2 separate regions of the Homo sapiens genome follow, and region 2 is linked to region 1. The links are chromatin contacts, found by Hi-C in ENCODE. All regions are on one chromosome and are shown on one strand. The core of a region is the stretch at or near the end of the contact, and the rest is flanking DNA. Distances in the headings are between cores, read along the strand shown. Region 1 holds the start of CCT2 (chaperonin containing TCP1 subunit 2). Region 2 holds the start of MON2 (MON2 regulator of endosome-to-Golgi trafficking).

The links. A loop is a pair of places that touch in the nucleus more often than their neighbours do. Pooled maps may share reads with other maps.
Region 2: a pooled map shows a loop between it and region 1 (13-fold over the local background). The contact joins the promoter of MON2 here to the promoter of CCT2 in region 1. A Hi-C loop is called at or near these places in 5 of 50 pooled maps.

Annotation. Positions count from the first base shown.
Region 1 is chr12:69,582,972-69,587,470 of GRCh38, forward strand. CCT2 (chaperonin containing TCP1 subunit 2) reads left to right here and starts at 2,488. Exons shown (of 16, transcript NM_006431.3): 1 at 2,488-2,553; 2 at 3,299-3,373; 3 at 3,782-3,847. The coding sequence starts at 2,551. It overlaps MIR3913-1 (microRNA 3913-1), which reads right to left and starts at 1,852; the gene lies at 1,751-1,852. It overlaps MIR3913-2 (microRNA 3913-2), which reads left to right and starts at 1,752; the gene lies at 1,752-1,851. RefSeq lists an enhancer at 2,519-2,858.
Region 2 is chr12:62,464,308-62,468,806 of GRCh38, forward strand. MON2 (MON2 regulator of endosome-to-Golgi trafficking) reads left to right here and starts at 2,519. Exons shown (of 35, transcript NM_015026.3): 1 at 2,519-3,011. The coding sequence starts at 2,901. RefSeq lists a silencer at 2,221-2,540 and enhancers at 2,571-2,680, 2,676-3,175.

The DNA of each region.
Region 1 (4,499 bases), core at 1,238-3,737:
CGGGAGGCGGAGGTTGCAGTGAGTTGAGATCATACCACTGCACTCCAGCCCGAGCGACAGAGTGAAACTCTGTTTCAACAACAACAACAACAACAAAAAAGTATAAACAGCTAAAAGAGACAGTTTTTGGTAAACCAGCACATTGATCACGCTCTGAATGGCCTTCAATGAACTGATTTAAAGAGCCTGTGAAACCCACCCAAGACTACAAAGCTAGTACGTAAAATGGTTGAAATTCAAACTCATATAGTCTGGGTCTAGAAGCTGAGTGTTTAGCCTCTAGGTGTAGAGGTGTCATCAAAGGAGGGGGAAGTAGGAAAGAAGGAAGGGTCAAAAGATGCAATGGAGAAAGGACACATTTCCAAGGGTCCCATCATAGAGTCTCTTCCTGGCTGCCTCTAGCCTCAGTTCCACAAGGTGGCAGGGCCTGCCTCCTTCTCCCCATCCAAATGCCTCTGGCTACATTCAAAGCCCAGCAGGGAGCAGTCATTGGTTTCCCCATCACACACAGTCTCAGGCTTGCCTACCAGAGGACATAATAAATATCTCCAGGTATGTAATTTTGCCCACAATAAAAACAACCTTTTTCAATATTGTGCAGGCATCTTAGTTTTTTATTGTGAATCTTCTCATTCCAGAATGCGATTTGGGATCTGCCTAGGAAAGTACATTTCCTGAAAGAAGACCAAATTTTCCTACAAAGAAGAGAAAACTCTTGGGAGATTTAAAATAACAATTTGTCCAGCCTGAACTCCCCTTTTCATGTTGGACCTGAGGAATACTGTAAACCAGGGTCAGCAAACTTTTTCTGTAAAGAATTAGATAATACATGTTTTAGGTTTTGTGGGCCCATTCAACCTGTCATGACTACTCAACTCTGCCACATAACTCTGCTATCGTATTGTGACAGAGTAAATATGTATGGGTATGCCCATGGATTCCAATGAAGCTTTATGGACACTGAAATATTAATTTCACAGGATTTTCATGTGTCAGGAAATTTTTGATTTCTTTCAACCACTTAAAAATGTAAAAACTATTCTTAGCTCTCAGGCCATACAAAAAACAACTGGCAGGCTGGGTTTGACTCCTCACAGCTTGCCAACCCCTGGTGGAAATCAACCCACTTAGAGGAAATCTGAAGGGTAGAAACAACTAAAAAATTGAAAATTCCTGTTAATGTTAGCAATGTCAAAAATCCAGGAGACCCCAGCTACTCAGGAGACCAAGGCAGGAAGATTGCTTGAGCCCAGGAGTTCCAGGCCAGCCTGGGCAACATAGAAGACCCCATCTCTAAAAAAAACAAAACAGAAAAAGAAAAATCCAGGAGCTTGTTTTGTTTTGTTTTTGTTTTGAGACAGAGTCTCGCTCTGTTGCCCAGGCTGGAGTGCAGCGGCGTGATCTCGGCTCACTGAAACCTCTGCCTCCCGGGTTCAAGCAATTATCCTGCCTCAGCCTCCTGAGTAGCTGGGATTACGGGCATGCACACCACGCCCGGCTAATTTTTGTATTTTCAGTAGAGACAGGGTTTCACCATGTTGGCCAGGCTGGTCTCCAACTCCTGACCTCAGGTGATCCGCCCACCTCGGCCTCCCAAAGTGCTGGGATTACAGGGGTGAGCCACCGCGCCCTGCCGAGGAGCTTAAGCGATCAGTTAGTCAAAGGGAGAAAAGAGGGTATCAGTAGATGACAGAAAAATTTTTTAGAGAACAAATTTTTAGACATCCGTCAACTTAGAGAAAGTAGAAAACTGTCTATAATAAACTGAAATATTTGGGACTGATCTTGATGTCTGCCAAGGTTTTGGCAGACATCAAGATCAGTCCCAAATATTTCAGTTTATTATAAACAAAGACTAATAAGTCGTCTCTACTATTGGAGGAAAAAAAAAAAAAAGACCGAAATGCAAAAATTCCTGAAAATGAGTAAATAGGGCAAAGATAAAATACTATAAATGTCTCTCTCAGTTCACAAGACCTTATCCTGGGCAGTCAACGTCCAGTTAGAAATAACGTCTGAAAATTCAGTAAGAGAAAAGGAAGTCTTCTTCTGTAATACTCAGTAAATAATGTTTAAAATTAACATAGCAATAATATTATCTGGGAATATGATAGTAAATAGCCCCTCCAAAAAACTGAAAAAGTTGAAAGCAGTTTTCCTGGAGACAGGAAGTGGTGAGGCAGATAAATTATGTTTTTCCTTATTGGTATATAACACTTTAAACTGTGTACATGTGTGACTTTAATAGAAGTGTTTAAAGATTAAATTTAAGAAAATAAAAAGTGTGAGCAAGAACTCCATTTCTATGGCAACCCGCGCGGCAGCCGCCTCTTTGTTCTGGAGCGGCGGCCACGCCCCCTCCAGTGTGAAAGGCTGCGTTTCCGGCCCGTGGGGCTCCAATCAAAATGGGACGCCTGCTGGCGGTAACGACAGGCCGGGGCCCCGCCCCCCGAAGTAGGGCGTGTGGCGTCACTTCCGGCTTCCTTCAGTCCGCTGGTCCCGAGCACGAGCTGTGAGGGGATTCACTTGTGTGCGGAACTCCTCGGAACCATGGTGAGCCTGACTCCCCTGCCTCTTGCCCTACCCCTGCTCCGCCGTGCTCTTGCCACCCCACTGCTTCCTCTGTCCTGCTAGGGTCGTAGGCTCCGTTTCTGTCTCCCCGGCCCTCCGCACATGGTGCGAGCCATGCGCGGGGCGTGCGGCCTGCGCCAGGCCAGCCGGTGGAGCTCACCACGAGGGGGAGGGGTGGACCGCAAAGCCAGCGTCTCCTTGTGCCTAGGTCTTTGCATAGTCCCGGCAGCCCAGGTCCGCGCCTCACCCGGAGCGAAGAAATTTCTAGTGTGGGACCCGCTCCGCCCTCCTTCTAGGGGCGGAGCCTGGAGCGACGGGGTCTGAGCCATCAGAGGGTGGAGGGGCCGCAGCCTTCCGAGGGTGGAAGATGGAGGCCGCGTTCCCTCGCCCGCCCGGCAGGCGTCACCTTGATGGCCTGCAACCCCTCCCTGCCTCATTCTTAGTTCAAGATCGTCTTTAGTCTCGCTGTACGTAACTGTCAATCTCGCTGGTGTATAATTTATACTCCCGGGGGCCTTGTAAATCCGAAAAGCCATGTCGCTCTCCTACAAGTCCCTCTCTCCCACTTAAATGCTTTCTCCGATGATGGAAGCTTCATTTGATTGAAAACATTGTTGTAAATGAGTTTTCTCTTAGATGTCCACTTGTAAGACTAGTGGAAGGCACCTCAGTGTATGTGTTAGAGTATTGGTACTTAAACGGAATGCCTCTTGGTTTTCCTTTTCAGGCGTCCCTTTCCCTTGCACCTGTTAACATCTTTAAGGCAGGAGCTGATGAAGAGAGAGCAGAGACAGCTCGTCTGGTAAGCCTTGTTCTAAGCATTGTTTTAAAGATAAAACTGGAGGCCAGGCGCGGTGGCTTACTCCTGTAATCCCAGTACTTTGGGAGGCCGAGGTAGGCGGATGAACTGAGGTCAGGAGTTCGAGACCAGCCTGGCCAACATGGTAAAACCCCGTTTCTACTAGAAATACAAAAATTAGCCGGGCGTGGTGATGGGCACCTGTAATCCCAGCTACTCGGGAGGCTGAGGCAGGAGGATCGCTTGAACCCAGGAGGCGGAGGTTGCAGTGAGCTGAGATCGCGCCATTGCACTCCAGCCTGGGCGACAGAGCGACACTCTGCCTCAAAAAAAAAAAAAAGTAAATAAAGATAAAACTGTACTTGAAGACTGTAAAGTTGATTCTGATAATCTCCTTGGTTTTTACTCCAGACTTCTTTTATTGGTGCCATCGCCATTGGAGACTTGGTAAAGAGCACCTTGGGACCCAAAGGCATGGTAAGAAAAATAGAAAAGTTTTATATTTTAATATTGTTTTAGAGCGCTTGGTGGAAATATAATAACAAGCGTATTAAAATGCTTTTTAATCTTTAAAACGTTTAATTATAAAAGACAAGTATGTTCTCCTTAGTAAAAATCAGAGTCCCCAGAATCACCATCCCCAATCCCATGCCCCTCCCCAATGACAAGTACTGTTATCATTTGCACGTACATCTTCTAATATTCTGTTTATGTAGAAGTATGTGTACTTCATTATGTATTTTATACTCATGTAACATACTGTTTTATAAAACAGATACTATTTATCAATACTTTTTTGTAGCTTGCTCTTTTAAATTCCTTTCAGTGTAAGTAGATAACACTGCCCCTTTAACTGTCAAATATTATCCTGTACCTTAATTATTTTATAATTTAATTATGGCTGTATTGATAGTTTCTTTCCATTGTTTTTGCAGTTACGGTGTTGAAACAAAAACTAGTGTCTACCTGTGCTTCTAGTGTTTCTAGGGGTAGATACATGGTTTGGTTACGTGGTGTATGTATTGAAAACATTTGATGAATGGATACCACAAAATAGCTATCCAGAGTGTTTATACACTAGCACTGTGTGAGAATACTGATTGATCCATGCATTCTTCAAGATGTGCTT
Region 2 (4,499 bases), core at 1,269-3,768, 7.1 Mb before region 1:
ACTTGTAGAATAAAAAATTATTTTTACCTTTGGTAACTTGCTTGGCTTTGGCATAAAGCCATGCATTGTTTCTGGGGCAGTATAATCTCTCTTGGCATATGTACATAAAAGGCTATTGTGTATTTTTTTAAAAGAAATTTACAGAATACTTGATATAAGTACTTGCTACACATTATTATTTTATTTTATTATTTTTTTTTTTGAGACAGAGTCTCACTCCCTCGCCCAGGCTGGAGTGCAGTGGTGTCATCCCCGTTCACTGCAACCTCTGTCTCCTGGGTTCAAGCAATTCTTCTGTCTCAGCCTCCCAAGTAGCTGGGACTACAGGTGCCTGTGACCACGCCTGGCTAATTTTTGTATTTTTAGTAGAGACGGGGTTCCGCCTTGTTGGTCAGGTTGGTCTCCAACGCCTGACCTCAGGTGAGCCACCCGCCTCGGCCTCCCAAATTGTTGGGATTATGGGTGTGAGCCACCGCACCCAGGTGCTACACCTTACTTTTAAAATTTGGCTTTTCAAATCATTAGAAGTATTGTTTTCAATCAATGAATTCCAATTGCATGTCCTCAACTCTGAACAGAGATGTAAAAGATTCTAACGATTTTGAGTTAATCATGCCAAAGTTACCAATAGTAAAAAATCCAAAAGAAAAGTTGGCTACATAGTGAAAGTCAGAGAATTTGATCCTATATCACTAGCCCAATTACTAAAGCATCATTTTTGGCCAGGTGTGGTGGCTCATGCCTGTAATCCCAGCACTTCGGGAGGTCGAGGTGGGTGGATCACTTGTACTCTGGAGTTCCAGATCAGCCTGGCCAACATGCTGAAACCCCATCTCTACTAAAAAGAACAACAAACAAACAAACAAAAAGGCCTGCGGTGTGGCTCACGCCTTTGTAATCCTAGCACTTTGGGAGGCCAAGGCAGGTGGATTGCCTGAGCTCAGTAGTTGGAGACCAGCCTGGGCAACACAGTGAAACCCCATCTCTACTAAAATACAAAAAATTAGCCGGGCGTGGCAGCCTACGCCTGTAGTCCCAGCTACTCGGGAGGCTGAGACAGGAGAATTGCTTGACCCTGGGAGGTGGAGGTTGCAGTGAGTGGAGATCGCGCCACTGCACTCCAGCCTGAGTGACAGAGTGAGACTCCGTCTCCACCCCCCACCCAAAAAAAGCGCCTCGTTTTTACAAGCTCCCTGAGACCTCAAGAATAATGTCTGCCATATATTCCATTTGAACTTTTTTGCTAAATTCACCAGTTTTCATACATAAAGCTTATACCATAGGAGGTGTCAAGTTTCCCAGAAGTTGTGTAATAGGCACAAATGATCAAAATTACTGCCCTAGGAGCTCTCTACTATTACCTCATCTGTCCCCTTTATCCATCCTTGCTTTGCTTCTTATCAGAAGGAAAAATAAAATAAAATTATTTAGCTTACAAAGTAGCTCTGTTACAGCCAAACAGCGCTATCCACTGACAATCTCATGGCTCACTGTCTTCCATCATGTCATAAGCTCAGCTGTCTGAAGGTGTTGGTTTCTTCATCTCTACTGTTTCTGGTTTTTCCTCCCTCATTTTCTGCTTTCTGACCAGCAGCTGCAAAATGTCTTGGGGAAAAAGTAGACCAACCTGGATCTTGGGGAAATACAGATGAAGATTTTTCTGTTTGGCTTTTGCCTCATATTTATTTGGCACTTCAGACCTGATGAAGGCTTTTATGTATCTGTGCCTTATTTGAGCCTCGAAACTCTGATTTTATAATAGAAGGGTATTCATTCAACAAGTATGTACTGATTACCTGCTATATGCCAGACACTGTTCTAGGTGCTGGAGATACACAGGAAACAAAATAAGATTTAAAAAGAGGAAGAACCGGCAGCCCAACTCGCGAAACTCTCCTTTTAGCTGGGAGCATCTGCCAGTAAAGGGGCCGGGACAGATCTCGTAGCGCCTGGTAGGTGATTGGAGGAATTTTGGCTTTTACTTTGAGTGAGATGGGAGGCCAGCGGAATGCGTGGAGCAGAGGGTAGTCTCATTTTAGAGATTAGGAAAATAAGAGGCTACCCCACAGTAAGTGCACCAGTTGCGTTTAAAGAAAAAAAATGTATATTAACAGGAGGTAGCCACTGATTTGGGGCCACTAGTCCAGAGATTCGAAATGAAGCGGGAGGAGACACGTTAAGATTAATCTACAGGGAAACAAATTATTTACACCGAAATACAATTTAACACAAACATACGCAAAGAGATATGCCAAGGAGTACTCGGGGGCTCTGTTCAGGCACTTGTTAATGAAAACGAAGCGAATCTTGACGCCTTAAACCCTGTCTAGCCTACTTGATTCCGGGGGTGGGGCTGTGGGAATCGCTGCCCACCCGGAATCCCGCCTGCCCCGAGCATGGCCAAGCCCCAGCCCCGCCCCGCCGACGGCCTGCCGCCGGGGTTGGCCGCGGCGGTGGCGGAGGCCACGGTACCCGGAAGTGCGGCTGACGTGTCCCGGCAGCGCTCGGAATTGTGGGCGACTCGGCTAATGGCGTCGGCGAGTCTTAGGGGCCTGGGGAGCTGGCGCTGAAGCTTCTTGCCAGGTTGGCTGGTGACACCCGGTGTGGCTGGGCCCCGCGGCAGCGGAGGGACCTGCCCGCCTTGTGGGTTTCTCGGCCAGAGTCGGCGGAGCCTAGCGGGACGGTGCGACTGCGGGGGGCGCCTCCGAGAAAAGCCAGAGGTGTTGCGGGGAAGCTGCTGGGGGACGCTCGAGCAGGCTCCGGGTTCGCAGCCCAGGGCCCAAGAAGCGGGCTGCTGAAGGACCAGAGACACCGGGAGGGAGCTGCCTGTGGCCCTAAGGAGCTGACCGTGCCAGAGCTTGTTTGTACCTCTCGGAAATTGGCTGGGACCTTGGAGGATCATGTCCGGCACCAGCAGCCCCGAGGCGGTGAAGAAGCTGCTGGAGAATATGCAGAGCGACTTGCGCGCCTTGTCACTGGAGTGCAAGAAGAAATTCCCACCTGTCAAAGAGGTAAGCTTCAGGTGACGTCAGGAGAAGGCACTGTGAGCATGCCTGGTCCTGTTAGACTCAGTGCTTCACCCCAGTTTCCAGTCCTAATTTTCATTCAGGCCTCACCTTTCCAGATTTGTGAGTCGGTGGGTTGTTCCACAAGGGCTTTTTATAGTTTCCACTGGAGAGGGCTGAGGCACTTTGATTTTCTCCCCTCTCCTGTCCTCCCAGTTTAGGAGTGAAGTTCATGAAGTGAGCCTATTCAGTTAATCCAGCTAGGTGTACTGTGCACTAGCCTATTCTGGCCTTTTTCTTACTTGAAACTGGCCAAACCAAAATTGAAAAACTTGTTTGTTGCTCCCCGAAACGAGTATCCACCCATCTTGTTGAAACCTGTACTCCTCACGTTTATGGCATATCACTGAATTGGAAACAATTTTCCTTCTGGTATATATCATTCAGCTTAACTCTGTATCAATCCTTTGACGTGTTAATAAACTATCCAGAGCCACCTAATTTATGAAGAATATTGAAGATCCACATAATCATGTTAAACCTTGTTATGAGCAGTACTGTAGTGGGAAGTTGGGCTTGCAGTCAGAGCGAATACACCTGAATTTAGTTCCAGCAATAAATCTTAACCTCTTTGAGCTTCGGGTTTTTTTTTCCAGCTGTAAAATAGGGTTAAAGGATGGTTTTATATTATGTATGGGAAAGATGTCAGAGCAGAAGGGTATTATTAAAGAGATCCCAGTAAATAATACATGGAAATTTAATTCTCCAAATAGTTCTTGAGGTGAAATATTTAACATTTGGTTACTATTTGCTTTTTCTCTTAAAATGCCATTTTAATTCTCTAAAAAAAAAAAACAAACAAAAAAACCCACCAAAAACAGGCCCGGCTAATTTTGTATTTTTAGTAGAAACAGGGTTTCTCCATGTTGGTCAGGCGGGTCTCGAACTCCCGACTTCAGATGATCCCCCTGCCTCGGCCTCCCAAAGTGCTGGGATTACAGGCGTGAGCCACAGCGCCCGGCTGTTTTTATTTTTATTCCTATTTAATGTAGTTTGTTTTACCTGCAATTTCATTTACTCTTTGCCCTAAAAATTCACCGAGGGATTTCATATTTACATACTTATTTAAATATATCTTTATTATTATGAAGATTATGTAATTAGAACTTGACCAATAAATTTTGGATTTTAGGCTTGTAAGGAATATTGACTTTTCTGTAAGTGCATTGGTTTTATCAGTTTTCAACAAACTCCATCTTGTATTTCTTTAATAAAGTATTACCCAGTGATGGAAACCAGATGTGCCACTTTTGGAAAGATGGCTGTTACGATATGTTTTATTTCACATAGTCAATAGTCTGTTTTGATATTGATTTTCATTTTTTTTATATCCTCTGTTGAAAGTTATAACAAGTAAATCTAAAGAATTAGGCTGTTTTAGAGAATTTTAAAGAATTAAGTTGTTTTAATTATAAGAGAAATGCTCTCATTTAG